Regions from separate parts of the Homo sapiens genome. Here region 1 is linked to region 2. Evidence: read pairs that join two places in POLR2A ChIA-PET (ENCODE). Cell type or tissue: OCI-LY7. All regions are shown on one strand. Links, peaks and the distances in the headings refer to the core of each region. The heading gives the core; the rest is flanking DNA.

What was found. Peaks named below come from ENCODE experiments on the same cell type or tissue, not always from the same donor. Only the 100,000 strongest peaks of a DNase experiment are listed, where the experiment ranks them.
Region 1: POLR2A ChIA-PET joins it to region 2 with 19 read pairs; 5 of 35 experiments call an interaction of 5 or more read pairs at or near these places.

What each region holds. Positions count from the first base shown.
Region 1 is chr17:76,058,163-76,066,162 of GRCh38, forward strand. It overlaps SRP68 (signal recognition particle 68), which reads right to left. Exons shown (of 16, transcript NM_014230.4): 4 at 5,814-6,009; 5 at 3,330-3,412; 6 at 2,948-3,057; 7 at 2,146-2,228. Among named protein-coding and RNA genes, the nearest start is that of SRP68, 10 kb to the right of the region's middle. In OCI-LY7, for the core only: no CTCF peak of the experiment used is centred there; no DNase peak of the experiment used is centred there; H3K27ac peaks cover 558 bases.
Region 2 is chr17:75,947,879-75,963,129 of GRCh38, forward strand. It overlaps ACOX1 (acyl-CoA oxidase 1), which reads right to left. Exons shown (of 14, transcript NM_004035.7): 3 at 12,337-12,497; 4 at 9,581-9,688; 5 at 7,950-8,069; 6 at 7,688-7,803; 7 at 5,573-5,742; 8 at 3,537-3,699; 9 at 2,896-3,086; 10 at 1,840-2,019; 11 at 1,617-1,722; 12 at 1,339-1,482; 13 at 373-579. Among named protein-coding and RNA genes, the nearest start is that of FBF1, 14 kb to the left of the region's middle. In OCI-LY7, for the core only: no CTCF peak of the experiment used is centred there; no DNase peak of the experiment used is centred there.

The DNA of each region.
Region 1 (8,000 bases), core at 1-8,000, 110 kb after region 2:
TTTTTTTTGAGACGGAGTTTTGCTCTTGTTGCCCAGGCTGGAATGCAATGGTATGAGCTCAGCTTACTGCAACCTCCACCTCCCAAGTAGCTGGGATTAGAGGCCTGCACCACCACATCCAGCTAATTTTGTATTTTTAGTACAGACGGGGTTTCTCCGTGTTGGTCAGACTGGTCTCGAACTCCTGACCTCAGGTGATCCATTCACCTTGGCCTCCCAAAGTGCTGGGATTACAGACATAAGCCACTGTGCCCAGCCTCTGAAAAAAATTTTTTTTGTAGAGGTGGGGTCTCACTGTGTTGCCCCGGCTGGTCTTGAACTCCTGGGCTCGAGTTATCCTTTCACCTCAGCCTCCCACAGTGCCAGGATTACAGGTGTGAACCACCCTGCTGGCCACCAATTTCTATTTGTTTTAAATTTCTCCCTGGTATCATATATTTTAGCTACAGAAATTCAAATATTAAAAGGACATAGCGGAAGGTTAAAAAGAGTAACACTAAGTTTTGGTAAGGATGTAAGGAGAAAAGCATATCTGTATACGCTACAAGCAGGAATGCTAATCAGTAGAAACTTAAAGACATTTGTCAGTATGTATCAAGTTTCCAAACCATTTAATTCCAGTTTTAGGAATTTATCCTAAGGAAATAATCAAGAATGTGTGCAAAATCTGAGGACATGGACATTCATGGTAATACTGTTTACCACTTAATGAACAATGAATGGTTAAATAAAACAGACTTCTATGCAACGGAGTACCATGCAGCCATCAAAGGATGATGGTGTATGGCTGGATAAGGTGGATCATGCCTGTGATCCCCTGTGATCCCAGCACTTTGGGAGGCTAAGGCGAACAGATTGCTTGAGCGCAGGAGTTCGAGAATGAGACCAGCCTGGGAAACACAGTGAGACTCTGTCTCTACCAAAAAACAAAAAAAAGTTAGCTAGGAGTGGTAACCTTCACCTGTAGTTCCAGCTACTCAGGAGGCTGAGGCAGGAGGATCACTTGAGAGCAGGAAATCAAGGCAGCAGTGAGTCAAAATCAAGCTACTGCACTCTGGCCTGGGCAAAAGAGACGCTGTTCAAAAAAATAATAATAAGTAAGCCGGGCGCGGTGGCTCACGCCTATACTCCCAGCACTCTGGGAGGCAGAGGCAGGTGGATCACGAGGTTAGGAGATTGAGACTATCCTGGCCAACATGGTGAAACCCCGTCTCTACTAAAATACAAAAATTAGCCGGGCGTGGTGGCGGGCGCCTGTAATCCCAGCTACTTGGGAGGTTGAGGCAGGGGAATCGCTTGAACCTGGGAGGTGGAGGTTGCAGTGAGCCAAGATTGCACCATTGCACTCCAGCCTGGCGATAGAGCAAGACTCCGACTCTAAATAAATAAATAAATATGGCAACCATGTGGTTTATATTTTTCCCTGATCTTTTGTATTTCTTGCTTTTTCTATATTACTTGCTTAGAAAATAAATGTAATGAGGTTAAACAATTGAATACTTGGCCGAGAACAGTGGCTCATGCCTGTAATCCCAGAACGCTGGGAGGCCGAGGCGGGCAGATCACTTGCAGTGAGCTGAGATCACGCCACTGCACTTTAGCCTGAGCGACAGAGTAAGACTGTCTCAAAAAAAAAAAAAAAAAAAGAATACTTCAAGTGTTAACTGCAAAAAGTTTTTTGGGCCGGGCGCGGTGGCTCATGCCTGTAATCCCAGCACTTTGGGAGGCTGAGGCGGGCGGATCTCGAGGTCAGGAGATCGAGACCATCCTGGCTAAGGCGGTGAAACCCCATCTCTACTACAAATATAAAAAAATTAGCCAGGCATGGTGGCAGGCGGCTGTAGTCCCAGCTACTTGGGAGGCTGAGGCAGGAGAATGTCGTGAACCTGGGAGGTGGAGCTTGCAGTAAGCCGAGATCGTGCCACCGCACTCCAGCCTGGGTGACAGAGCGAGACTCCATCTCAAAAAAAAAAAAAAAAAAAAAAAAAGAAAAAGTTTTTTGTTCAAACTTTTAGCAAATGTAGATATTTGCTAATACAGATATAAATATCCATATATTAATATCAAATATCCCTAGGGGATTATGAATTACTCCTTCTGGACTTTGTCCAAAGACTTTTCACAAAAATGTACATACTAGATTACCTCCAATTTTTCAGCCAAGAGACCCTCAGTGCCCCCAGACCTCAATCTCATCTGCATGAGTTCATTGATGGCTGACTGGTCCCCTAAGAGAGAAAGACAGGAAAATCTTCAAGGGTCTGGTCTGTTTTCTTGAGAATCACTAGATTCAACTCAGACTTAAAGAGCTCTTCCCCCTCCACATGCTACTTCAATGAATCTGCAGCACAATCTGTTCTCTGAAGACAAGTCTTTTATAAAGAATGAAATTGACTGGGGCAATGAAAATACTCCATATGGTATATAATGGTAAATACACATCATGAAACATTTGTCCAAACCCATAGAATGTACAACATCAAGCGTGAACCCTGATGTAAACTATGGACTTTGGGAGATGATGGTGTGTCTATAAAGGGCCATCAATTGTAACAAATGCACCCCTCTGGTGGGGGAAGATGCTAATGAGAGAGGCTATGGATGTGGGGAGGTGGGGTTACATGGATCTCTGTATCTTTCTCTCAGCCTTGCTGTGAACCTAAAACTGCTCTAAAACAGTAAAAAATGAACTCAGCCGGAGACTCAAGACTGCTCTTCGGGGGTACACAGCACAGCAGGACAGACACAGAAGCAGAACCGTCTTCTATAATTTTGGGCAGGGCTGGCTTCAACAGTTCTGCTTTTGCCATCAACCAAAACTCAGGTCAATGATGGAGGCAAGCGAAGAAGAAAGTTACATCAACTCTCTAGGCTCTCTGAAGTGAGCTCCCAATAGGCCATCTATCAATGTTCAAGTTGAGTATAATGCCTTGATCCCTGCTCTCACCAATATTATATGCACAATAGCGGATGTTGGGTGAAATCTCTTCCACACGTTGGTTATACAGCACAGCCTGCTCCTCTGTGAAAGCACTGGCTAGCTTCTCATAGATAGTTCTGCGAGAAAAGAAAAGCCAGGTTTTACATCAGCCTTATATAAGAAAAACTCATGGGGAACACAGTGACTAAAAACAAATTATGGCCTTTTGAAGCTCTCCTACCAACTACCATAACTGGCATGTTCTAAGGTTGAAAGAGAATCATCAACATTTCTATAGGAAAGAAAAGTCACCCTCACTTTCACAGAAACAATCCACTATCTGATCTGCAGCTTAAATTTGACAATCTGTAATTAAAACTGGCCACAGCCTTTGGACTATAGGACTTACTTGCATTTGTTAAAAGCCTCAATGGCAGCTTTCCATTCTTGATGTTCAAAACGTAGCATTCCTGAGAGGTAAGCTGTGTAAGCCTGTGAGGAGATGGAAGAGGAGGAACTGCTTCAACAGCAAACCAGTGCTCCCACTCAATCTTCCTTTATTGGCTTCTAACTTTGATATCAAGAATATGGATATGGGCCAGGTGCAGTGGCTCACACCTGTAATCCCAGCACTTTGGGAGGCCCAGGTGGGAGGATCACTTGAACCCACAGTTGAAGACAAGCCAGGGCAATATAGCAAGACCCTGCCTCTACAAAAAAATTTAAAAATAAGAATAAATTTTAAAAAAAGAAGAAAAAAAAGAACATGGATATGGGCTGGGCATGGGGCTCACACCTGTAATCCTAGCAATTTGGGAGGCCGAGGCAGGAGGGTTACTTGAGCTCAAGAGTTCAAGATCGGCCTGGGCAACACAGCAAGATCTCATCTCTACCAAAAATTAAAAAAAAATTACCCGGGTGTGGCCAGGCGCAGTGGCTCATGCCTGTAATCCCAACACTGGGAGGCCGAGGTGAACGGATCACCTGAGGTCAGGAGTTGGGGACCAGCCTGGCCAACATGGTGAAAACCTGTCTCTACTAAAAATACAAAAAAATTAGCTGGACATGGCGGCAGGCGCCTGTAATCCCAGCTACTCGGGAGGCTGAGGCAGGAGAATTGCTTGAAACTGGGAGGCAGAGGTTGCAATGGGCTGAGACTGCACCACTGCATTCCAATCTGGGCGACAGAGTGAGACTCTGTCTCAGAAAAAAAAAAAAAAAAATTTAGCCAGGTGTGGTGGTGTGCACCTCTAGTCCCAACTACTCAGGAGGCCATGGCAGGAGGACTGCATGAGCCCAGGAGTTCATGACTGCAGCGAGCCATGACTGTGCACTCCAGCTTGGGACACAGTGAGACTCTCTTTCTAAAAAACAAACAAAAAACCCAAACAAAGAATATGGAGATATATATATATAATATATATATAATATACATTATATATTATATAATATACATTATATATTATATAATATACATTATATATTATATAATATACATTATATAATATATAATATACATTATATATTATATAATATATAATATACATTATATATTATATAATATACATTATATATTATATAATATACATTATATAATATATAATATACATTATATATTGTATATTATACAATATATTATATTTATTTTATATATATATATATATATATATATATATATATATAAAATATATATATATATTTTTTTTGAGATGGAGTCTTGCTCTGTCCCCCAGGCTGGAGCGCAGTGGCACAATCTCAGCTCACTGCAAGCTCCGCCTCCCGGGTTCACACCATTCTCCTGCCTCTGCCTCCTGAGTAGCTGGGACTACAGGTGTCCGCCACTACGCCCAGCTAATTTTTTGTATTTTTAGTAGAGATGGGGTTTCACCGTGTTAGCCAGGATGGTCTCGATCTCCTGACTTTGTGATCTGCCCACCTTGGCCTCCCAAAGTGCTGGGATTACAGGCGTGAGCCACCACGCCCGGCCTAAGAATATAGATATATTAATCACAGGTTGATTTTTAAAGAGAAATACGTATTTAACCAATAAAATGTGATACATAGGCAATTTATTATGATTTATTCACTTCCCAGGAAAGAACTTCAAAAGAAGGAAATTTGTTTTCTGCATTTTACTTAACCATTTTCTGAGCTATAACATAAGCATCAGAAGTTGAATAAAACCTTGCAATATCTACCATCTCTTTTTTAAAAAACTCACTTCCAAAAAAAAGTTTACTTTGTGAACTTTCCAGGTACAAGATTGTAAGCTTTCATCTATATATCAAAACATGACCTTTCTTAAAAAGTTACAGCTAGATGGCCACGTGCAGTGGCTCACGCTTGCAATCCCAGCACTTTGGGAGGTCAAGGCAGGTGGGTGGATCACGAGGTCAGGAGCTCGGGACCAGCCTGGCCAACACAGTGAAACCCTGTCTCTACTAAAAATAAAAAAATTAGCCAGGCGTGGTGGCACGTGCCTATAATCCCACCTACTCGGGAGGCTGAGGCAGGAGAATTGCTTGAACCTGACAGGCAGACGTTGCAGTGAGCTGAGAACGCGCCACTGCACTCCAGCCTGGGCGACAAAGCAAGACTCTGTCTGAAAAAAAAAAAAAAAAAAGTTACAGCTAGTTATAAAAAACCAAGAGCTTGGGAATACTCATTCTATTTTATGGAATGAAGCGTTGCCCAATTTTAAAAAAAGGATAAAAAAAATCAAGAGCTGATAAACAAAACATGCTAACTTCTCCTCTTAAAAGCAAGTTCGGAAAGTTTTTTTCCTCTTCTGACTGTCACTTTCTAACACTAAGAAACTCTGTTCTGTTTAACTGCAGCTTTTTAAAATGTCTTTAATCTCCACAATAAACAAGCTGAATGTTGAGGTACTAACCTGAGCCTCTAATTTGGTCTTGGCATCCACGCGATTGCTCTCACACAAGCGTTCCAATTCCTCTGCATGCTTCACGGCTTTGCGTAGGCGAGATAACAAGTGAAACCGTTTTCGGGGTTCAGTGTTGGCTTCCTGTTTCAGCTGCATGGCGTAGCTCCAGGCTCTTTCAGCATCCATCAGAACCAGAAGCAAGTATCTAGACCAGAGACAGAAGTGGGGAGACAATAAAGGCCATCAACAGACCCAGATATTCTCTGAGGTGTAATCTTCGGCTTCTCGGCTTTTCTTTATACTCTCCCGCCTTTGCCACTCTCAAAACAACTCTTCTGATATTCTCAGCCATGACTCTAAACCAGTATCTCTATTCCTAACCTGGGCTCAATCTCAGGTTTCTCATCATCTACTAGACACATCTCATTGAAAAGCCTCTACCACCTCAAACACGGTAAATCCAGAATCATGACCTACCCCTCCTGAATGTTGTCAAACAGACACGGTCTAGGCACACGATCTGGCCTCATTTTTGAATCAACACTTCCTTCATCTCAATCCAGTTAGAAAAGTCCTTAAGAGGCAGTATATTGCCTAGGTGCGGTGGTTCACACCTATAATCCCAGCACTTTGGGAGGCTGAGCCAGGCATATCACCTGAGGTCAGGAGTTCGAGATCAGCCTGGCCAACATGGTGAAACCCCATCTCTACTAAAAATACAAAAATTAGCTGGGTGTGTTGGTATGCGCCTGTAATCCCAGCTACTTGGGAGGCTGAGGCAGGAGTATCTCTTGAACCGAGGAGGCGGAGGTTGCAGTGAGCTGAGATCACGCCACTATACTCTCGTTTGGGCAACAGGGCAAGACTCCATCTCAAAAAAAAAAAAAAAAAAAAGAGGCAGTATATTAAAGTGGTGATAAACAAGAGCTCCAGAGCCCGGGACAGAATCCCAGTGCCACCGCTTACTAGCTGTGTGACTGTGGGCAAAGTACTAACCTTTCTGCGCACCGCTCTCCCATGTAGTAATACAAATAACACATTTAGACCAGAACCTGGCACTTACTAAGTGCTCAGTAAGGTCGTTAACTACTTTATTATTATACTGGTGAATCTTTCTTTACTGCCTTGATCAATCTGTCTTAAACTTCAGCTTAACCTTGTCTCTTCAGAGTAAAGGATCTTGCTATCATAAGATAGTCCAGGCTCGGTGTAGTGGCTCATGTCTGTAATCCCAGTACACTGGGAGGCTGAGGTGGGAGGATCACTTGAGGCCAGGAGTTTGAAACCAGCCTGGTCAGCACAGCGAGATCCCATCTTTACAAAAGAAAAAAAGAGAAAAGTTAGCTGGGCATGGTGGTACATGCCTATAGTCCCAGCTACTCAGGAGGGTGAGACAGGAGTTGTTCAAGGCTGCAGTAAGCTATGATCCCACTGCTACACTCCAGCCTGGGTGACAGTGAGACCCTGTCTCAAAAAAAAAAAAAAAAAAAAAAGGGAGAGTCCAGATTTCTCCCAACTGGTTCTCATGAGATTTAATCACTACATCCTGCTGCATCCTATTATGGTCTCCAGGCTCTAGCTTTCTGACTGTACACACCAAGCTCACAACCTTTTCACTGCCTGAGTAGCAGCTAACAAGTGTCCAGAGCTTTACAGTTCCTAGACTGCATGCACGGATACCAGGGCATGCTGCTTCCCCCGACACAGAATGTTCTTCACTCTCACAAATCCTTCAAGGTCAAGCCTCCTCTGTGTGGGCTTACTGACTTCCCTGTCAAAAGCCTTCAAGCTCAAGTCTCCTTTCCAAGGCTTTAGAATGCTGAACAGTAAATGATATACAACATTGCACTTTTACTGTAGCATTCCCTGGTTTGCACTGACCAACATTTTCCAATAAGATGAAAGTCAATGAGGTTCAAGGACCATGCCTCCTCTCCTTCTATATCTAGTGTGTCACAACTACTCTGCTGATGTAGCACAAAGCAGCTCTAAACAATACCTATGTGAATGGGCGTGGCTGGGTTCCAATAAAACTTCATTTACACAAAAGGTGGCAGCAGCGTAATTTGGCCCGTAACTGTGAGGAAGACCCGGGGGCCTTGACTACATGTTGCCTGACAGACTAAAAATTCTTCAGCAAATGCCAAGCACTGGTGTATTCAGCACTGAAATACAAGACTCTTCTATAATAATTTA
Region 2 (15,251 bases), core at 63-8,062:
GCTGCTTTTTTTGTATTTTTAGTAGAGATTGGGTTTCGCCATTTTAGCCAGGCTAGTCTCGAACTCCTGACCTCAGGTGATCTGCCCACTCGGCCTCCCACAGTGCTGGGATTACAGGTGTGAGCCAACGCACCCGGCCTGTATATATTTTTAAATGTTCAATTCGTTATCAAAAATTGAAATTGATTAAGACCCTGGTTACTGTGGGAACAACCCAGTTCCCTTCTGAACCTGTTGCTCAAATAAAGTGACTGTCAGAAGTGGCCATGGTACTTTCAGAGCTTTCACAGATAAATCCCCTTCGAGAGGCCTTTCCTGCTTCAATATTTAAGTGAAGACTTTTAAAAAGGTGCAGAGACACTGGATTTTTACCTCTGCTTTGTTCAGTGGGGAGTTCTTAGCCCACTCAAACAAGTTTTCATACACATTCCCATCATAGCGGCCAAGCACAGAGCCAAGTGTCACATCCTGAAAATCAAATGCATCAACCAAAGCAACAGCATCTGAGCGAATCAGAGTGAGTAACTCCTTTACACGCTGGTTTACTTGTGTAATCTGAGGCTCTGTCATGATGCTCCCCTAAAAGAGACCAAAATAAGTAAATAAAACATATATATGTATATAGATAGACATAATTATATGCATATACAGCTATAAAGCGGATGACAATTATTTTTTTCTTTTTTTTTTTTTGAGACTGAGTTTCACTCTTGTTGCCCAGGCTGGAGTACAATGGTGTGATCTTGGCTCACCGCAATCTCCGCCTCCCAGGTTCAAGCAATTCTCCTCCCTTGGCCTCCCAAATAGCTGGAATTACAGGCATGCGCCAGCACACCTGGCTAATTTTGTATTTTTAGTAGAGATGGGGTTTCTCCATGTTGGTCAGGCTGGTCTCGAACTCCCGACCTCAGGTGATCTGCCCGCCTTGGCCAAAGTGTTGGGATTACAGGCATGAGCCACTGTGCCTGGCTATTTTTCTTTTTCTTTTTTTTTTTTTTTGAGACAGAGTATTGCTCTGTCACCCAGGCTGGAATGCAGTGGTTTCATCTTGGCTCACTGCAACCTCTGCCTCCAGGGTTCAAATGATTCTCGTGCCTCAGCCTCCCTAGTAGCTGGGATTACAGGCATGTGCCACTGCACCTGGCTAATTTTTGTATTTTTAGTAGAGACAGGGTTTCACCAGGCCAGGCTGGTCTTGAACTCCTGACCTCAAGTGATCACCGTACCCGCCTTGGGCTCCCAAAGTGCTGGGATTACAGGCATGAGCCACCGTGCCCAGCCAACAATTATTTTTCTTAAAACAACAACAAAAAAGACTTATACTTAGAAAATACTGACCTGAAGGAAATCCCCCGCGTTCTGACTGATTCCATACAGAGAATACAGCAGACATAAACTCCTTAAGACAGCTTGAATGGCTTTATCTTGAATTTTGAGGAGTTTTTCTGAAAAGAGCTTAACTACCACATAGTGGCAATGTGCCTAAGATTAAAAAGAAAACACCAGAGTTTGAGAACCTTGGAAAAAGATTCAATATACAGTGACTAGGGTTTCTGTACCAGAAAATGCGGGATGCTGAGGGCAGGGAAGGGGAAAAAGAGAGAACTACCACTGACCTCACTTGCTCGAACAAGGTCAACAGAAGTTAGGTTCCAAGCTACCTCCTTGCTTTTTCTGTGAATCACTTCTTTTTGAAGGTTTTTTGCAGCAATTTCTACTAATCTGTTAAGACATAGATTGGAGGTCTGAGGAAATGATCAACAGTACTCATGCCTTCTTGCCATCTGTCAGGGCCCCAGCCCCACTGCTGCGTATTCTAGCTCTTGAGGGAGAGCTCACCTGGCTGCACGGAGTTTATATGCTTCGGTTAGGCTTTCGGGGCTGTTGATATCCACCATGGTTGGCCAGACTGCTACCTGCTGTGGCTGGATGCGCTGACTGGGCAGGTCGTTCAAATAGGACACCATGCCACACACCAACTTTCCTGAGTGCACCTGATCATAACTTTTCATCAGGAACCTAAAAGTCACCAGTAAACATGCTTTTAGTAACTCTACTTTCTTTTGTTTCTTTTGAGATGGAGTTTCATTCTTGTTGCCTAGGCTGGATGGAGTGCAATGGCCAGATCTCAGCTCACTGCAACCTCCTCCTCTTGGGTTCAAATGAATGATTCTCCTGCCTCAGCCTCCCAAGTAGCTGGGACTACAGGCACCTGCCACCATTCCTGGCTAATTTTTAATATTTTGTTTTTTTAGTAGAGACAGGGTTTTACCATGTTGGCCAGGCTGGTCTCTTAACTCCTGACCTCAAGTGATCTACCCGGCTTGGCGTCCCAAAGTGCTGGGATTACAGGAGTAAGCCACCACACCTGGCCTTTTTTTTTTTGATGGAGTTTTCGCTCTTGTTGCCCAGGATGGAGTGCAATAGCGCAATCTTGGCTCACTGCAACCTCCGCTTCCCAGGTTCAAGCGATTCTTCTGCCTCAGCCTCCCAAGTAGGCCGGGATTACAGGCAATGTGCCATCATGCCCGGCTAATTTTTTTGTATTTTTTTAGTAGAGACACGGTTTCACCATGTTGATCAAGCTGGTCTTGAACTCCTTACCTCATGATCTGCCCACCTCAGCTTCCCAAAGTGCTGGGATTACAGTCATGAGCCACTGTGCCCAGCCCAGTAACTCTATCCTTGATACAACTGCAAGCTATGTAACAGGTGCTTCATACTCTCTAGCCTCACCACGAAATAAAAACCGTGAGTCAGGATGGAAGGCAAAAGTATACCTTTCAGGAACAAATATATATATACGGTGAAGAAAAACCATGGGAACAAGAACCTAGGAAAAGGACTAGAACATTCTTATGAACAGATGGGAGGAATCGAGGATTTGACTCTCACCTAGCCGTCTGGAGCATCATGACAGTGTTTTCTCCCTCAAAGGTACAGCTTGGGGTGAAATTGACATAAATATTTGGAAGACCACTGCAATGAGAATAGCCATGCCCACCACAAGCCATCCGACATGCTTCAATGCCAGTGTTTGCAGTCCAGGAGGTGAAAGCCTTCAGTCCAGCGGTGAGGGCATGAAGCTGAGAGGACAAGCACAGATCTGTCAGGACATCTGTGGTGCTGAGAGCCCGAGAACCAATGAGAAAACACACCCCTCCTCTAACATCTTGGCCACTGTCAAAACACAGCTGCCACACATGCAAACTGAAGAAGCACAGCTGTCCGACTGGCCAGAAGAATACAGAACACTACCCATGCCCATCTAAGCTGTTCTACTTGGCTAAACATTCACCACTTACATTTCCTTGATTGACAAATAATCAACATGGTACAGTATTTCTGATAACACTAAAAATACTGAACAACAAACCCCACAGATCTTCATATCTGATCTACTTTCAACCAGAAGAAGTTCTCAGAATACATACTTCTTTTCAGGAAATACCAACATTTAGTTATCTCTGGACCTCATCCAACAGGCAACCACGAAACAGAAGGGTGCCCATGAGTGAATGAGACCAAACTCATACCTCAGGCAGTTCACTCAGGTCCCCTTGACCAATGCCTTCGTTAATCCGGTGATAGGTCTCCTTCATGTATGCGCCCACAAACTGGAAGGCATAGGCAGTGGCCAGGAGTGGAAAGAGTTTATACTGCTGGGTTTGAAAATCCAAAATCTGTGGTTCTGGTTCACTACGTGACATAGAAAAAGAAAAAAAGTAGTAAGTAAATGTTTATACAGAACTTTCTATATGCCAGGTTCTAATCTAAGCACTTGGTATTTTAACTTATTTAGTCCTCTTAAGGGCACTGTGAGGTAGTTACTATTACTATCTCCATTTTACAAATGGGAAACTGAGAGGTTAAGAATCTGCCTGAGGTCACACAGCTCGTATGTGGCAGGTCTTAGATTTAAATTGAGGCTTTTTTTTTTTTTTTTTTTTTTTTGTGATGGAGTCTCCCTCTGTCACCCAGGCTTTAGTGCAGTGGTGCGATCTTGGCTCACTGCAAGCTCCGCCTCCCAAGTTCAAGCGATTCTCTTGCCTCAGCCTCCCACAGTGGTGGGATTACAGGCATGAGCCACGGTGCCTAGGCTATTTGGCTCCCTAAGACCATGCTGTAATTACCTTGTACTGCGTAGGCTGACAGAATTTTCTGGCTGCAAAGTCCATATCTGTCCTAGTCTTTCCAGTATGACTAAGAAAACCGTAGCTCATAGCAACATACAAAACCAACGCTAGTCAACCTAATAAGAAGGCAATGCCAAAAAGCTCTACTCACCAGATGGCTGAATACATTGTATTTTGACCACAATCTTGGAGAAGACCCAATGGATGGTGTTAAATATTTTGAAGTGTAAGAATTAGCAAGGGTCTCATTGTATCAATTCCTTTATTCCTTTTTAAAAATGTAATTATTATTATTATTTTTTGAGATGAAGTCTCTAACACCCAGGATGGAGTGCAGTGTTGTGATTTCGGCTCACTACAACCTCCACTTCCTGGGTTCAAGTGATTCTCCTGCCTCAGTCTCCCGAGTAGCTGGAATTACAGGCACCCGCCACCACACCCAGCTAATTTTTGTATTTTAGTAGACGTGGGGTTTCTCCATGTTGGCCAGGCTGGTCTTGAACTCCTGACTTCAAGTGATCCACCCGCTTTGGCCTCCCAAAGTGCTGAGATTACAGGCGTGAGCCACTGCGCCTGGCCTTAAAATTTAATTAACTTTTAATTTTTTTGAAAATAGACCAGCCTGGCCAACATGGCGAAATTCCGTCTCTACTAAAAATACAAAAATTAGCTGGGCATGGTGGCGTGCACCTGTAATCCCAGCTACTCAGGAGGCTGAGACAGGAGAATCACTTGAACCCAGGGTGGCAGAGACTGCAGCAAGCTGAGATCGCGCCACTGCACTCCAGTCTGGGCAACAGAGTGAGAATCCATCTCAAAAAAAAAAAAAAAAGAAAAGAAAATAGAGACAGGGTCTCACTATGTTGCTCAAGTTGGCCTCAAACTCCTAGGCTCAAGTAATCTTCTTGCCTTAGCCTCCCAAAGTGCTGGGATTACAGGTGTCAGCTACCACACCTGGCCAGTTTCTTTATTCCTTAGGAGTAAAAAGAGTATCAGGGAGTATCAGTGAAAGGCAGTTGTAGGAATAAACTGTGGCTATGAATGCAAAAGGGAAACAAATTTAATGTCACTTTCACCATGCACAATTTACAGTTGCTAGTAGTAATCAGAACTTTCAAACTGCCTTTAGTGTGTTGAACATTTCACTTATAAAGTTCAAGTAATATTATTACTATTTTTCTTAAAAAGTTAAAAATAATAAGGTGGGTATTCTCTTTTTTTCTTTTTTGGCAGTCACTGATTATAGCAAGGGTGGTTATTTCTGTCTTTCCTCTTAAGAAAAGGAAGCCTAGATATGAAATTACAGGCCCAGTTATCACCCTAGCCAATTTTGCAGTGCTAATGCATCTTCTGTATTGACATTTGGGAATTCTGGGATCTGAATGGGGTAAAAACTAGGCCTTTGGTACTGAGCCCATCTAGGACCCTATCCTTACCCTGGCTTGATTTCAGACTGGTGCCTCACAGCGCTGTATCGGATGGCAATGGTGCACGCCTTAGACAGAGCCCGAGCAGCTTCTCCCACAAGGAAGGACCTGACAAACACCATGGTCCCGTAAGTCAGCTTGTTACTCAGCGGTTTCACGTATGTGCCATCAGGCTTCACCTGGAAGAAGAACGTGGAACTGATACTTCCTTCTTTTAAGCCCAAGAGGCAGTTCAGTGGTTCTCAAAGTGTGGTCCCTGGAATAGCAGCATCAGCATCACCTGGCAACTTGCATGAAATACTACATCTTAGTCCCCACCCTGACCAACTGAATCAGAAACTCCAGGGTAGGGCCTAGCAACCTGGGCTTTAACTGGCCTTCCAGGTGATTCTAACGCATGCAAAAGTTTGAGAATCATTGGTTTAGCAAATCAAAATATGTCCTTCAACCCTGACAACTGTTTCTGATTTCACTGTCGCAGTAAAAGAAGCATCAGAGTGGGCGTGATGGCTCACGCCTGTAATCCCAGCACTTTGGGAGGCCAAGGCAGACAGATCAAGAGGTCAGGAATTCGAGACCAGCCTGACCAACATGGTGAAACCCCATCTCTACTAAAAATACAAAAATTAGCTGCGTGTGGTGGCACGTGCCTGTAATCCCAGCTACTCAGGAGCTGAGACAGGAGAATCGCTTGAACCTGGGAGGCGGAGGTTTCAGTGAGCTGAGATTGCGCCACTGCACTCCAGCCTGGGTGACAGAGCAAGACTCTGTCTCAAAAAAAAAAAAAAACCAAAAAATGCTGGGTGCGGTGGCTCATGCCTGTAATCCTAGCACTTTGGGAGGCCGAGGCAAGAGGGTCCCCTGAGGTCAGGAGTTTGAGACCAGCCTGGCCAACAGGGTGAAACCCCACCTCTACTAAAAATACAAAACAATTAGCTGGGTGTGGTGGCGCATGCCTGTAATCCCAGCTACTTGGGAGGCTGAGGCAGGAGAATCGCTTGAACCCAGGAGGCGGAGGTTGCAGTGAGCCAAGATCACGCCACTGCACTCCAGCATGGGTGACAGAGACTCTCTCTCTCAAAAAAAAAAAAAAGGGGCATCAGAAGGAAAAATGCATTATTAGCTCCTTTTTTTTTTTTTTTTTTTTTGAGACAGAGTCTCGCTGTATTGCCTAGGCTGGAGTGCAGTGGTGTGATCTCGACTTACTGCAACCTCTGCCTCCTGGGTTCAAGCGATTCTCCTGCCTCAGCCTCCTGAGTAGCTGAGATTACAGGCGTGTGCCATCACACCCGGCTAATCTTTGTATTTTTAGTAGAGACAGGTTTTCACCATATTGGTCAGGCTGGTCTTGAATTCCTGACCTTATGATCCATCCTCCTTGGCCTCCCAAAGTGCTGGGACTACAGGCATGAGCCACCGCGCCCAGCCTTATTCCCTCCTTTTATGAGACGGAGTCTCACTCTGTTGCCAAGCTGGAGTGCAGTGTCATGATCTCTGCTCACTGCAACCTCCGCCTCCCGGGTTCAAGCTATTCTCCTGCCTCAGCCTCCTGAGTAGCTGGGACTACAGGTGCGCACCACCACGCCCAGCTAATTTTTTGGTATTTTTAGTAGAGATGGGGTTTCACCATGTTGGCCAGGATGGTCTCCATCTCTTGACCTCATGATCTTCCCGCCTCAGCCTCCCAAAAGTGCTGGAATTACAGGTGTGAGCCACTGCGCCCAGCCTCCTTTTTTTTTTTGAGACAAGGTCTCACTGTCATCTAGGCTGGAGTACGGTGGCATAATCACAGCTCACTGTAGCCTCGGCCTCCCAGGCTCAAGTGATCCTCCCACCCCAGTCTCCCAAGTAGCTGGGACTACACACGTGTGCCACCATACCCAGCTAGATTTTTTTACTTTTTGTAGAGATGGGTTCTCACTATGTTGCCCAGACTGATCTTGAGCTCCTGGGCTCAAGTCATCCACGCACTCAGCCTCCCAAAGTGCTGGGATAACAGGAATATGCCAGTGTGCCCTGCTGTTATTACCTTCTAAAAGAACAGACCATTCTAACCCTATTGTGAGTAACAGCCACTCAACTCCACTGTTTGATGCCTCTGCTTTATTTTCTATCAAAACATACCTGGGCATACTTCATCAGCATGTTTTCTCTGGGAATACGATGGTTGTCCATTTTGAGGTAGCCATTGTCTATCTCATCATAACCAAATTTGGGGCCGATGTCACCAACGGTAATTCCTACCACAGATGAAAGGACAGTCACGAGATGTTTATGCTCTGGAATTTCTGGCTTTTGCTCCGCCTCTTCAGTTGGGCATTCTACCTTTTGCAGAAGAAAGTGCTCAGTTTCATTTTCATCTCAACATCAGATGAACAGTTCTTACCTGGCAAAGGCTTATGGGTCCCGATTTCACGAATAGGTACGATAAAGGCATGTAATCCATAGCATTTCCCCTTAGTGATGAGCTGGGCAAGAACTATTGCATGATTTGAAGTCTTTCCAACTGTAATATCAAAGAGAACAAGGGAGGGGTGGGCAAACGTTCATACATTTTTAAAGGGTAGAAAAAAGAAGAAAGAATATGTTAAATCTAACACTAGACTAAACCAATAGTATGTGTCCAGAAAGCCTTTCTGCTGACAGCATCACACCTAGCTTTCAGAAAGAAATTCCCTTAAGCTAATAGTTATTACTTTCTTTTCTACTTATTTCTCATACATTTACGTAGAGAAAATTTTAGGATAAAAATAAGAATATTAATTTAAACTACTTCCTTGTTATCCCTTAAGGCAGTGCTGTCCAAAACAGTAATCACTAGCTACATGTGGCTTCTTACATATAAATTATAAATAAATAAAATATATAATGTGAATAACAAAATCCTTCAACCACTAACTGTATTGGAAATATATATTCCAAGATAATAACTCAGAATGGAATAAGAAGATATAAAAGTTTCGGGTCAGCCGGGCACGGTGGCTCGCGCCTGTAATTCCAGCACTTTGGGAGGCCGAGGCGGGCAGACCAGAGGTCAGGAGTTTGAGACCAGCCTGGCCAACATGATGAAATCCCATCTCTACTAAAAATACAAAAATTAGTTGGGTGTGGTGGCACGCTCCTGTAGTCCCAGCTACTCAGGAGGCTGAGGCAGGAGAATCGCTTGAACCCAGAAGGTGGAGGTTGCAGTGAGCGGAGATCACACCACTGTACTCCAACCTGGGTGACACAGTGAGACTCCATCTCAAAAAAAAAAAAAAGTTTGTGTTAAAACTATTTAAATTTTTTTCTTTTTTTTTTTTAAGAGACAGGGTTTCACTCTGTCACCCAGGCTGGAGTGCAGTGGCATGATCACAGATAGTAGCTCACTGCAGGCTTGAACTCTTGGGCTCAAGTGGTCCTCCCACCTCAGCCTCCTGAGTAGCCAGGACTATAGGTCTATAGGTATGTGCCGCTATGCCTGGCTTTCCTCTCTCTCTCTCTCTCTCTCTCTCTCTCTCTCTCTCTCTCTCTCTCTCTCTCTCTCTCTCTATATATATATATATATATATATATATATATATATATACACACACACACCTCTCTCTGTCTATATACACACACACACACCCCTCTATGTACACACACCACACACACATATATTTGTTTGTTGGGTTGTTTTTGAGACAAAGTCTTGCTGTGATGCCCAGGCTGGAGTGCAATGGTGCAATCTTGGCTCATTGCAACCTTCCCGGGTTCAAGTGATTCTCCTGCCTCAGCCTCCCAAGTAGCTGGGACTACAGGTGTGCGCCACCACACCCGGCTAATTTTTGTATTTTTAGTAGAGATGGGGTTTCAGCATATTAACCAGGCTGGTCTTGAATTCCTGACCTCAAGTGATCTGCCCACCTCAGCCTCCCAAAGTGTTAGGATTTCACCACCAAGTCTGGCCGACATTATCATAAAAGCTCTACATTCTAAGCAAAATCTCATGACAAACCTTCAAAACATCCAATAAATGCTGAAAAATTCACTTACGCCCACCAGGCCACCATTTAATGGAGGTCACAGTAGGACTGTTGAGAATGAACTCCTGGGTTTCAGGGTCATACGTGGCTGTGGTTTCCAAGCCTCGAAGGTGAGTTCCTAAGGAGATAAATTACATTGACTTCAGTTAAGAGATGGGGAAAAAAATAGGCACAAGGAAAAATTTCCTGCACAGTCCTTTAAACTCTCATATCTCAGAGAAAAACAAAATCTAACAAAAAACACCTGTAGATGAGCTACAACTGGTTGATAACCAAGACACTGAATTTCCCACACTATCTGATGGTTTCCTATTAAGTTGAAAATCTAAGTGTCATGCATGTTCCATTTCTGTATTTGATTTGTTACATTTATTTACAGCAACTGAAAGAAAATATAAAGGCAACTTAGAATCACATTTTTAAGATCACAATATATGAATTTAACAGGGATGTTAACTGTCTTTTTAAACCCATCTCTGAGTTGCAAGTATGCCAATTTCAAGTCATATGTATTGTGTTAACCACACCAATTCAACATTCTTGAATTCTGTACTAATGAGAAGAATGAGATAACATGTGAGAGGAAGACATTTCAGCCAAAATTCGTATAAATTAAAAATGTATGGCTGTGCGTGGTGGCTCATGCCTGTAATCCCAGCACTTTAGGAGGCCGAGGCGGGTGGATCACGAGGTCAGGAGATCGAGTCCATCCTGGCTAACATGGTGAAACCCGTCTCTACTAAAAATACAAAAAATTAGCCAGGCATTGTGGCATGCGCCTGTAGTCCCAGCTACTAAGGAGGCTGAGGCAGGAGAATTGCTTGAACCCGGGAGGTGGAGGTTGCAGTGAGCCAAGATTGTGCCACCGCACTCCAGCCTGGGTGGCAGAGCAAGACTCCATCTCAAAAAAAAAAAAAAAAGAAAAAGAAAAAGAAAAAGGCCAGGCACAGTGGCTCAAGCCTGTAATCCCAGCACTTTGGGAGGCCGAGGTGGGGGGATCACGAGGTCAGGAGATTGAGACCATCCTGGCTAAAGTGGTGAAACCCCGTCTCTACTAAAAAAACAACAAAAAAATTAAAGCTGGGCACGGTGGCTCACGCCTGTAATCCCAGCACTTTGGGGGGCCAAGGCGGGCGGATCACAAAGTCAGGAGATCGAGACCATCCTGGTTAACACGGCGAAACCCCGTCTCTACTAAAAATACAAAAAATTAGCTGGGCATGGTGGTGGGTGCCTGTAGTCCCAGCTACTCGGGAGGCTGAGGCAGGAGAATGGCGTGAACCCGGAAGGTGGAGCTTGCAGTGAGCTGAGATCGCGCCACTGCACTCCAGCCTGGGCGACAGAGCACGACTCCGTCTCAAAAAAAAAAAAAAAAAAAGTATAAAAGTATAACTGTTATTGGGGAAATGACCTGAAATGTGACTTTTAAAAATTCCTAAAGGTCCAATAATAAGGTCTCAGTTGACCCTAGAGATTTCCAATGGCAGGCCTAACTTAGTCCTGCTGGTTCATTAATGTGGCAAGGAAGAGTTTCCAGTTTCTTATGTGTACTGGGATAGACAGGATCTTATGTTTTAAATCTTAACACAAATATATCAAAATTATTTGAAAAGAGTCATAGAAAAATGTTCTAGGTGGCAGTCTCTACAAAAATACTGTACTAAAGCAAACGTTGGGAACCTTTTACCAATCTGCTTTCATAACGCTTAGACCTCATTAAACACACTTTGAAACATTTAGAAGCTTCCAAGTTGAATAACCAACTTATGTGCAATCCACAACTTTCCCGAGTGGGAGTCAACAAATCAGACACAGACATCTTTCATCAAAGAAGCAGCTTTTACAGAAAAGCAGATAACATTAAACAGAACAGATAAGGACAAAATGTTTTCAAAAGCACAACTGAAACAAATAGTATTCCACTTGGAGTCTCATGAAAATCCTGTAAAATACTATTCAACACCAAATAAAAAGCAGCAGCTGTATAGAAATAAGGAGCAAGTGGCAAATACACACTAGACCAGTTTTTCTGAAACGTCAGAGCAGAAAAAGAGAAGCCATAAGCAAATGAATGGCAAACACGGACCCAATTCAGAGAAGATACAAAGAGGAACAGCGGCCACCTCCAGCCCACCCAGGTGCATGAAGAAAGCAGGTGGGGGGTGGAAAGATCAATGAAAGGTGGAGATACAGAGTCTGAAACCAAATGCCTGCAAGTTCGGCTTATCTTGGTTTTTTCACTCTCCAGCCAAGTCACTTGCAGAACTACTGATTGACTCAAAGTACAAATAACTCCAAAATGTCACACACGTCAGTTATAAGCTACTCATTTCCCTCAAGCAAATCCAAGAGTACACAAACTATTATTTGTATTTCTTCTGGAATTTGTACTCATTAAGGTATCAGTAGTAAAGGTAATCAGATAGTAATGAAGAAAAAAACAGCTTCGGGTTGTATATGCACACAGATTCTATACAACCTCAGTAACATTGAAAAACCACTTGGTAAATAAGGCCTGATTTGCAATTCTTGACCCTCTGAAGGGGAACTATGGTATAAAAAGGACAATCATTTTATCAGTATCATGGTCTTTAATTCCCACTCACCAAAGCAGTGTTTATACCAAAACCTGGACTCTGCAGAAAGAGCTCATTTAAACAGACCATAGAACATCGACACACCATCGATGGCACATGGTGGGCACTCCACACATGGTAAGCTCACAGGGGCCCGCCCAACCCAGAAGGTAGACTGAATACTCCATACCATGACCCATCTCTGTCTGGGCATAAGTGCCAATGATCTCCAAGTTCCAGGCGGGCATGAAGAAGCGCTCCTGCTGCTCCGCAGTTGCCTGGTGAAGCAAGGTGGGCAGGAACATGCCCAAGTGAAGATCCAGAGGCTCAGGCCGCCCTCGGTGCACAAAACTTCGAGGAAATATCAAGGATGGGCATTTGAGAGAAGAGTCATCAGGTGTGAGAGAATCAGCAATTTAAATAGAGCAAGGGAAGGAGACAAAAAAACCTTAAGTATGAATTAGTTGCGTGCACTTAATCATAGATGGGAGCACTGTCCCTTTCTGTATTACTTTATAGCTCTTGTTAATTTCCATTTTTCCTGAGTCGGCAAGGAGTACGAGGACAGGGATTGGTTACTGATTCCAAAGCCAATGCAGCACAAAACCACACGTGCAAGGCAGAGGATCCTCGCCCAGGAATTAAATCAAAGGAAATAAAGAAAATTTGAGAGGCCAGTGCAGTGGATCATGCCTACAATCTCAGCACTTTGGGAGGCCAAGGCGGTCAGATCACCTTAAGTCAGGAGTTCGAGACCAGCCTGGCCAACATGGCAAAGCCCTGACTCTACTAAAAATACAAAAATCAGCTGAACGTGGTGGCGCCAGCCAGTAGTCCCAGCTATTTGGGAGCCTGAGGCAGGAAAATCGCTTGAACCTAGGAGGCGGAGGTTGCAGTGAGCCGAGATCATGCCCACTGCATTCCAGCCTGGGTGACAGAGTGAGACTCTGTCTCAAAAAAAATAAATAAATAAATAAGAGAGAATTGGCCAGGTGCAGTGGCTCCCACCTATAATCTCAGCACTCTGAGAGGCCGAGGTGGGTGGATCACCTGAGGTCAGGAGTTCAAGACCAGCCTGGCCAACATGGCGAAACCCTGTCTCTACTAAAAATACAAAAATTAAGCAGGCATGGTGGTGCACACCTGTAATCCCAGCTACTCAGGAGGCTGAGGCAGGAGAATTGCTCCAACCCAGGAGGCAGAGGTTGCAGTGAGCTAAGATAACACCACTGCATTCTAGCCTGGGCGACACAGTGAGACTCCATCTCAAAAAAAAAAAAAAAAAGAGAGAGAGAATTTGAAAAGTTGTATAGGGCCAGGCATGGTGGCTCATGCCTGTAATCCTAGCACTTTGGGAGGCTGACGCAGGCGGATCACTTGAGGTCAGGAGTTTGAGACCAGCCTGGCCAACATAGTGAAATCCCGTTTCTACTAAAAATACAAAAAAAAAAAAAAAAAAAAAAGGCCGGGCACCGTGGCTCATGCCTGTAATCCCAGCACTTTGAGAGGCCAAGGTGGGCGGATCACCTGAGGTCAGGAGTTCAAGACCAGCCTGACCAACATGGTGAGACCCCATCTCTACTAAATATACAAAATCAGCCAGGTGTGGTGGCACATGCCTGTAATCCAAGCTACTTGGGAGACTGAGGCAGGAGAACCTGGGAGGCGGTGGTTGCAGTGAGCCGAGATCACACCACTGCACTCCAGCCTGGGCAACAGAGCGAGACTCTGTCTCAAAAAAAAAAAAAAAAAAAAAAAGTTGTATAGAATGGAGAATTTGCTGGGTGTGGTGGCATGTGCCTGTAATCCCAGCTACTTGGGATGCTGAGGCAGAATCGCTTGAAGCCAGGAGTCGGAGAACAGAGAATTTGAGTGGTACTGGTACAAGGATTTCCTCTGATGAGAAAGCGAGACAGAACATAGTAGTTCTCTCAGAGTGACAGTATGACCCCCAGATTATAGTTTTTCCTCGATGCAATTTCAATAATGCTTCTAGGCTGGGATTTTTTTTCTGTTTTGTCCACAAAACATCCAGCGTAGAACCATATTCCTCACATAGCTCTGATCATTTCATTCAGATTCATCATGTCAAATATTCGGCCACGCTCTACTGAAACACTTTAATACAAAAACTGACAGTGCTCTTCATCCCAATAATTTATTTCAGAAATTAAAAAAGACATGCAATTTCTAGTGAAGACCATAATAACGACAAGTTACAGATTCATGCATAAGCTCTCCGTGACAATTATACAGAAATTATCATTAATGATAATAAACAGCTTTATTAGTTTTAAATCAACTTTCTGGGGTCATTCTTTTCCACTTAAAACGTGCAGGGGACAGGATTCTGTGTGAATTTTTGCTAGGGATAGGAAGTCGTTCTATAGGCCTTTGCATTTTTCCACATTACTGGTATTCTGTGTAATTGCCAGCTCCAAATCCGTCAACTCCATATTGCTCTTATCATTCTATGTGTCTTTGAAATGAGCATAAATGACAGTTCAGTTTTTAAATTGCTGTTTGTTCCTTGCAAGGTAGGGAGGAAAAGAACCAGGGCACACTGCTCAGACAAGTGCTAATCAATGACTTCTTCCAATCTAGTGGCTAGGCTTTCAGCTAAGCAATCACACTTTAGAAAAAGAAAAATCAAAGTATGTGTGACTGAATCCCTCATTTTACAGAGGAGAAATTAAGGCTGAGATGAATTAAATGCCTTGCTCAGGGAAAAAAGAAAATGGCAAAACAAGGACAAGAATCTCGTCACCATGGGAGCTGAGCAAGGGGTAAAACATGGACATGCAGAATGGAGTAACAGACACAGGGGCCAGGCGCGGTGGCTCACGCCTGTAATCCCAGCACTTTGGGAGGCCGAGGCAGGGGGATCACCTGAGGTTGGAGTTCAAGACCAGCCTGGTCAACAGGGTGAAACCCCATCTCTACTAAAAATACAAAAACTAGCTGGGCGTGGTGGTGGGTACCTGTAATCCCAGCTACTTGGGAGGCTGAGGCAGGAGAATCACTTGAACCCAGGAGGCAAAGGTTGCAGTGAGCCACGATGGCACCACTGCACTCCAGCCTGGGCGACAGAGACTCTGTCTCGAA